Regions from separate parts of the Homo sapiens genome. Here region 2 is linked to region 1. Evidence: chromatin loops called from intact Hi-C (ENCODE). Cell type or tissue: dorsolateral prefrontal cortex. All regions are shown on one strand.

Region 1 (4,000 bases):
AGGATTCCCACAGTGGTCAGCACAGGCTCTCAAGCCTCCCTCTCCAGAATGCCTAGAAACATGGCTGGTGCCGGAGGCAGACCGTGAGCTCAGGCAGGGGAGGGTCAGTCAAGGCTATCGCCCCCACTTCTTGCTGGGCCGGTTTTCGTCAGGGGAATTTCACCCACTGGGTCTTAACAGCCACTTGGCCTCTGACAAAAAAATGCTGTGGCAATGACTTCAGTACTCAAAACAATGTTTCCAAAAGAGAGATAGACAATGCTTTGTGCCCCTTCTTCCCCCTTCACAACTTTACAGGGCATTGCCTGCTATCGGATGGTTTTCTGAAAACCCACAGACCTCTCCCACCTCCTCCGCATAGAGCACCGACAGGTGCGGCATGGGTTCACCACTCAAGCAGTCGACAGCCTGGATTTCTAACGGCCAACTTCAATTCTCTCCCCTCCCTCTCTAGCACCTCTCTTTCCCCCAGTAAGTCATCCTAAGCTGGCTGTCCTGATAAACCGGGGGCTTGGGGACTTTCTTCAAGTGCCTTGTAAATGGAAGCATCTCAGACTAACAGCTCTGGGTGTTCAATGAGATTATATTTCTTATTTAAATAGCTGATTGGAGAATTGGTTTCAAAGTAAGATGCTGTACACCCATGGCCTCCTCTGGGCTCCTGGAGAGAAGCAATATTGTGTGGCATTGTGCAGCGGCAGGAGCCTCTCCTTCCAAGCTCCCCACTCCCATTCAGATGCCTCCAGGACGGGGGGAGCGGGCCGCGGTGGGGGATGAAAGCTGCCTCCCCTCCTGGTTTGGGGGAGCCGGAGATTATGCCTTTCATTCAAGAGTGCCTTCTCCAGGGCTCCCCACCATGCTCTGTACCAGTTGTCTTCCCCTCTCAAAGCGACGGGGAGATAAAAGGCAATGTGTTCGCTTCATCCCACCTCCGGGGAGAGCTCAAATCAGGCTTTTGTCAGCGGAGGATAAGCGACACCATTTTAGGAAGGGTTGTTGTTCAGGGAGCTCTGTTGGACGGTTTTGTGCAAGCTTTATCCACCCCCTCCCATGACTCGTGCCATGGTTCCCCTGGCCCCATGCTGGGCTGTGGGCGGGCTGATGCTTCCTCTCTGATCGGTGCCCACAGCCAGCCCTGAGAGGGGTGGCATCACCGTGGGGAGCCGGCAATCCCTAGCCCTTCAGGAAAAATGAGGTTTCACAGAACCAAATCCTGCTTGAATTGTGCTGTACGAATCCTGTGAGGGCCCGAGCTCTTAGCTTAGAGCAAATTTTGCAGTTAATTGTGTGTCAAAATAACGTATTAGAAACAGCAGCGTCTGGACCGTGTGCAATTCCTCTCCTTTCAAGCCTTTGTCTGCCCAGGGCTGGAGGGGCTTGTCAGGGCATCTTTGAGACAGGCTGGTGGCCCCCGTCAAAAGCAGCCCAAGGATTTCGGTGACTATCCCAGAGCCTTGGACAAGATAAAAGACCAGTGGTGGCCTTGAAGAATGCCCGGCTCTGTCCGCAGTGCTGGGCGGGGCCGGTGATCTTCATTACCAGTAGCTGCGGCACAGAGGCGGGCAGTTTGGTATGCCAGGCACATCCAGCGCCTCATGCATCCAGGGACCGCAATCAGGTAGCTGATGGGGATGCAAGTCACATCGCCTGGACCATTGCCGCAGTGAACTGATTCATGCTGCTACTTTGAGGCGGGGAGAAGGGACAGCGGGGCCCTGAGACAAACCAGCCCGGCTTTATTACACAGCTGCTGTTTTCAAGCCAGAATATTCCAGCCTCTCCTGCTCCTTCTCTTGCTGCTGGGCCTGCACTGGCTGCCTACCTGCAAAGAAAGTGCTCGTTCTGGCCCCTGGCTCTGGCTGAACAATGGCATTATGTGATGCATAAAGAGTACCCGGGCAACGGAGACAAGCATGGCTTAATTCGCTCAGTGCCCAGTGGCTTTTGAACGCCCCTGTATTCAGCCTTTATCCTGAGCAGCCTGGGCCTCCCCGGCCTTTATTCCCCAGCCCTCCCCATCACAGTCTTCCTCCAGTTTCCACACAGGTCTGCAATGGAGCTGATGGCCATGAAATGAGAGGCACAAAGGAAGGGAAGACAGGACGCTCTGTCTCTAACCAGGAAAGACTCCTGCTTGTGGGTAAGGACAACCAGGTTTTGGTCTCAGTTTTGCCATCAACTCACGGAGTGGCCTTGGGAAAGTCCCTTTCTGGCCCTTGGCTCCAGGTCTGTGTTTGCAGATAGGAGAGATAGGGACAAAGTTCCAGAAAGGCTTTTCCAACTCTGACATTCTATCATTCGGATACACACAGCTTAGCTCGATGGCATTGTTCTGGCCTCACATATGATGGTGAAGGGTCCTCCACTGTATCAGTGACATTCTCCTTGACTGTGACCTAAGACCAGGCCATGAGTCAGGACAATAAGTGAATGACACAAGCCAAGTGATTTCCGAGGCACGGTGGGGTCACCTGCCCTGCCTGGAGCAGCAGCCACTGCCTACAAGGCAAACTGTCCAGCTTACAGTTGCCTTGTAGGAATAAGAAGCCCAGTCTTGTGAGGTCTTCCCATTTTTTAAAAGAAACCAGAAATGTGAAATGTTATACAAAGTCTCACAATTGTAAAATGTTAGCTCAATTTTTATCAACACTGATAGGTCAAACAAAAATGACCAGAGGACCTTATCTGCTCAGCAGGCTACCAGATTGTGAAGTCAGGACCGGACAAGGTGTATCAGTCCATTCTCACATTGCTATAAGGAACTACCTGAGCCGGGATAATTTATAAAGAAAAGAGGTTTAATGCCTTGTAGCTCCATGGGCTGTACAGGAAGCATGGCTGGGGAGGCCTCAGGAAACGTACAGTCACAGTGGAAGGTGAAGGGGAAGCAGGCATGTGCTGCATGGCTGGATCAGGAGGAAGAGAGGAGGGGAATGTGCCACATGCTTTTAAAGAAACGGATCTTGGGAGAACTCTATCACAAGACAGCACTAGGGGGATGGTACTAAACCATTAGAAACCACCCACATGATCTAATCACCTCCCACCAGGCCTCATCTCCAACAATGGGGACTACAATTCAACATGAGATTTGAGCAAGGGCATAGATCCAAATTGTATCACAGGGCTACTATGTAGCTCAAGTCCAGGAGCTCTGCCATAACACCCTAGTATTATGCAATGTGGGACTCCCAGGACTGCACAAATTAGACTGGGTAAAGATACCCCTATTTGTTTTATTTTAAGGAAAAAGAAAAGAAACCAAAACTGGACCTAATACCTTTAGATCGCCTGCCATCTAATATCCGGGTTAACTCCAGACTGGGCCCCTTTCCAGAGGCAATGGAAATGCTCCAGCAGGATCTCACTTCCTCACTGCCCCATCACCCAACCCGGTGGGGACAGATGATGCCCCAGATTCCCAGCAGCCCCACCCCTGCATGGCTGAGGAAATGCTTCCACCACCTGAGCTTCTACCTGCCCATCCAGACTGGCTCTCTGCCCTTAGGCCCTCAGTCTCCGCATCCTGCCTTCCTGGTCTCCCAGTAGGAGACCTCTGCAGGTACTGTCACCTGGAGAACCCAGAATCTGGAAGGGACCACAGGGGGACTCCAAGCAGAGCTCTGCCCATGGAGCCCACACTGGCTGCCATGTCCCTTCAGCCCAGCTCACAGAAATACATCCTAAGGAAGAGATGCCACATCTACTATACACAGAGGTCTCTGAAGCCACACGTTCATATTGTTTCAACAAGCATTGAACAACTAATATTTGCTGGCACTGAGGAAAAATATTAGGTACAAGGAGCTCCTTGAAGGCAGGGAGAAAAGACAGACTCTCATACACAAGTTCAGTTAGATAACAAGCAGTGAGCAGGCAACTGGGACTAAATGCTACCATCTTCTGTATTGATAGAGGGATCACTGTATTATAGCACCACACTCGGATGTCAGAAACATCTTGGCCAGACACAGCATTAATACAGGAGGCATGAAGCTGA
Region 2 (4,000 bases), 87 kb before region 1:
TCACTCATGGACACGCACACACACACATGCTCATGTGCACACAGGCCCACATGCACACATGCTCTCACACACACAATGCACAGGCACACATGCACACACACACTGCCTTTTCACCTTTCCACTTGCTGTTTTCTCTGCCTGGAATTCTCTTCTTCCCTCACCTTGTGAAGAAGCTCATAGTCTGAAGAAGCTTTAAAAATTTGCTCTAAATCTCGAGTCTCTGCAATTGCATTCAGGAGTCAGCCTCTGTGACCTCCCCACCCTGACCCTGCACCCTCCTGCTGCCCCATCCTGCTCCTCTACCTGTCTCGACCTGGTTTGTGCCTTACCTCCCTAACTAGCTGTGAACTCCTGGCAGCAAAGACCTCCAAGACCACCTCAGGGCATAGCATGGGGCTGGATACCAAGCAGGGAATCCCATAGCCTCAGGCAGTGAGGGGGAAGGCTATCTACAGAGCGGTCCCACACACTTGGTGGGGGAGGAAATCGGATGTCTATTCATAAGCATTGATATTCTGCTGCATTTTCCATCAGGATCCTCCCTCCTTTTAATATCCCTGGTCCCACATGGACCTGAGTAACAGAGGACAGCAATCAGTTCTGGTGTTTACTGAAGTTCAGGAAATGTTACTGACACATGATATGGTTTGGATGCTCATCCCCTCCAAATCCCATGTTGAAATGTGATTCCTCAGTGTTGGAGATGGGCCTAGTGGGAATTGTTTGGACCATAGGGTTGGATCCCTCATGAACGGTTTGGTGCCGTTCTTGAGGTAATGAGTGTTCTCAATCTGTTAGTTCAAGAAAGAGATGGTGTGTTTAAAGGAGCCTGGCACCTCCTCCTCTCCCTTGCTCCCTCTTGCCTTGTGATACACTGGGTCCCTTCCACTTTCCACCATGATTGGAAGCTTCCTAAGGCCTCACCAGGAGCAGATGCCGGTGCTATGTGGTATAGACTGATAGATTGAAGAACCGTGAGCAAAAATAAATCTCTTTTCTTTATAAATTACCCAGCCTCAGATAGCAATGCAAACAGTCTAACACATCTTAACACCTACCAACACCATGGGAAAAGAGTATACTCCTTGATCTTATTTCAAAAGACTTCATTTGAACCAAGGCTCTCTGAAAAACTCACTCTCCTTTTGTGAGAGCTCCAGTTCAGCCCTGCCATCACCGTGACAGTTAACACCCCACAACAAGCCATGATTATCAGGAGGCACAGGAGGGGGCAGCCTGCAGGGTGGCCCTTAGTATAACTCCAGGGTCATTTTTATCATCTTGGGAGCTTTGGGCATCCTACAATATTTACCACCCACTCTTGGGCATTGTAAGTTCTCGAATGAATGTGAATTCGGGCTTGGATGAATTACTTGACATCTTGCCACATGAATCTGCCCCACGACAGGTGATCAAGGAGCCATCCATCCAACTGCCATTCACTCATTGATTCTTCAGATATGCAACAAAAGCCTACTGGTTGCTGCAGTCCTCTAAGGGCTTTGGGTAGAGTAGCAAACCCAGCGGTGAGGTCCCCATCCTCACAGAGCTGAGATTCTAATGTGGGGAACAGAAAGTAGTAAACACATGGTGCAGGGATGAAGAGAAGCACTATGGAGAACAATAGACCGGGGGGGTGGGAAGGCTGGTGCATGGGTGGTTTACAGTGTCACAAGAGGACAATTATTCCAACACCAAGGCAGTGCAGCTCCCCTGCTGCATAAGAGCTAACAAAAAGTAAAATACTAGAGAACTGAATAACGGTGTCTAGTCCTGGAGAAGAATGGGGAAGAAAAGGTTACCCCAACATGCTGCACCATAAGTGGAGAGCTGAGGCTAGCACCCCCAGATGCCATCCGTGCTCCCCAGTGCTCAAAACATTGTGACCCAAACACCCCTCCCTCCATGTGCCTGCACAGAAATACCATCTTGTATGGAGTGTTCACCTGCACACACCCCACCACACAGATTTGCTTTCTTTTCTGAGCTTCTGTGCACCCATGCATTGACCCAAACTCTTCTCTGCCCTGAAATGATCTTTCTTCCTTCTCCTTCAAGTGCCAAGCCAGTCTAGGCTCAACTCAGCACCATCCATAAAACTCTTTCTGCTCAGGCCTCTTACTCCTCTGAGTCCCCAGGCCGTGGGACCCTGGTTAATTCCACTCTGCAGCAATGGCATTTCTGGACACACACTAGCTGCCCTGCCACGGGCCTGTTCATGCTGAAAGACAGTGGCATTTTCTGAATGGCCTCAGTGTCCTCTGTGCTGTCTCAAATGTTGCTGTGCACACAGAGAGAGGGAAGGGCGCAGGATTGGGGGGGAGTCCCACTCTGTGTCAGGAACACTGCCTCATTCATCCTCACAGGATGAGGCATGTAGGGCGCATGGCCACATCGCTGGGGTGAAAAGCCATTTGCGCAGGCCCACACCAGTTAGTGATTAAGCTGGGTGCACATGGAGCTCCCCTGACTATAGACTTCTTTCCATTCTCTCATGCCACTTGGTCATCAGAGGTGGTCGATAGATATTTGATGAGCAAGAGTGACTCAACAAGGAAACAGACACACTGTCTCATCCCCAGTCCCAGATGCCTTCCATGGGCCTCCAACTAGGCACATGGCCAGGCTAGGCTTTGAGCTCAGCCCACTGCCTTGCCTCCAGGGAGGAGAGCTCCTCTGGTGCCTTCTGCAGTGTCGTATTTTGAGGAAAGGCCTTTATCCAACCACTGATTTGACTTCTTAACTCTGTCTTCTAGAGAGTTTTCTAGACCCTTCCTCCAACACAGAAAATGGGAACCCAGTTTACAGGTTCTAAGGCTGTACTCAGTGATAGCCTAGAATCAGCAAGTATCAGGTCTAACGGACCAGCCCTCTGCTCTCTTTGCGAGGAAGGGATTTGACCCCAACAGCACAGTTAGCAAATGGCAGGCTGGGCCTAGGCCCCCCAGCTCCAAGCCTACTGTCCTTCCAGCCACGCCTTTGCAGAGCTCCTCCCCCGCTCATTTAAAATGCTGCTGGGCGTGTACTTAACTAGCTGTGGTGGGCTACACTGGAACTTCTTCTTGACCCCATCCTATGGCTGAGATAAAACGTGGCCATTGTCTGCAGATTCCAGAGACCATGTGGACTGTGGGACTGTTCATTTGCCAGTTAATGTGAGGAAGCTTTCGTCACGCAGCCCAGGACACAGACTGTGGATGCTCCCTGAGCATAATCAGACCAGGGCTGTCATTTCACAAGAAACGGGGTCACAATTATGTTAATAGGAGGCACACGGATTTCTCACCTATCTGAAGGGGAGCTTGAGAAGGAATTAATTCTCACAGTGGTGAGGCAGATTTGATTGCTGATGGTTCAGGAGAAATCAGCCCCAGCCTAAAGTGTGAGCCTCTGTACTCCCTGCTCCCCAGCACTCTCCAGCCTCACCCCTCAGAGTGGAATCAAGCCTCCCTCTGCAGAGCCAGCAGAAAATGGGCTGAGGAAAGCCACTGACAGTCAGCAGATGACAACAGAATTTGCAAGATGCAGGAGTAGGAGGAGAGAAACCTCATTACTCTGCAGGGTGGAGTAACTCAGGAGACCCTCCAAAGATGCAGGGAGCCTCCATGCGGCCACAGGACCCAGGCACAGCCCTGTCACCCCTCTGCAGGTCAAGGGGGCAAGATGCCCAAGCAAGGCACAAGGCCCGATTCTGCCCTTTCCCTTCCCCTCCTTCCTCCAGACCCTTCAATATAGAATCGATTAAAAGGTCATCACAGTTGCAAGTTGTGCTTGATTTGGGGAGGAAGGCAAAAGTTGGCTTTGAGAAATGGGGACTTTTCACCTTCATGGCTCCCTAGTGGGCACTACAGCCTCCTGCCTAGGAACTACTGAGTAGTGGCAAGTAGCTTCCTACAGACGGCTGCAAGGAATACCCCACCCACCCACAGCCCAAACAATCCCCAACAAGGGGTTCTTAGGGACAGGCCACATGAAACAGGACAGAAACCTGCCAGTCACA

The links. A loop is a pair of places that touch in the nucleus more often than their neighbours do. Peaks named below come from ENCODE experiments on the same cell type or tissue, not always from the same donor. Only the 100,000 strongest peaks of a DNase experiment are listed, where the experiment ranks them.
Region 2: a loop joins it to region 1, with 7 times the contacts of the local background. A loop is called at or near these places in 1 of 110 quality-filtered maps.

The regions. Positions count from the first base shown.
Region 1 is chr10:78,174,752-78,178,751 of GRCh38, reverse strand. No RefSeq gene overlaps it. Among named protein-coding and RNA genes, the nearest start is that of LINC00856, 72 kb to the left of the region's middle. RefSeq lists enhancers at 1,439-2,303, 1-2,939. In dorsolateral prefrontal cortex, no CTCF peak of the experiment used is centred here; a DNase peak (open chromatin) is centred at 1,581; H3K4me3 peaks cover 1,403 bases; H3K27ac peaks cover 3,815 bases.
Region 2 is chr10:78,262,211-78,266,210 of GRCh38, reverse strand. No RefSeq gene overlaps it. Among named protein-coding and RNA genes, the nearest start is that of LINC00595, 3.1 kb to the left of the region's middle. In dorsolateral prefrontal cortex, no CTCF peak of the experiment used is centred here; DNase peaks (open chromatin) are centred at 1,630 and 2,310; H3K27ac peaks cover 3,507 bases.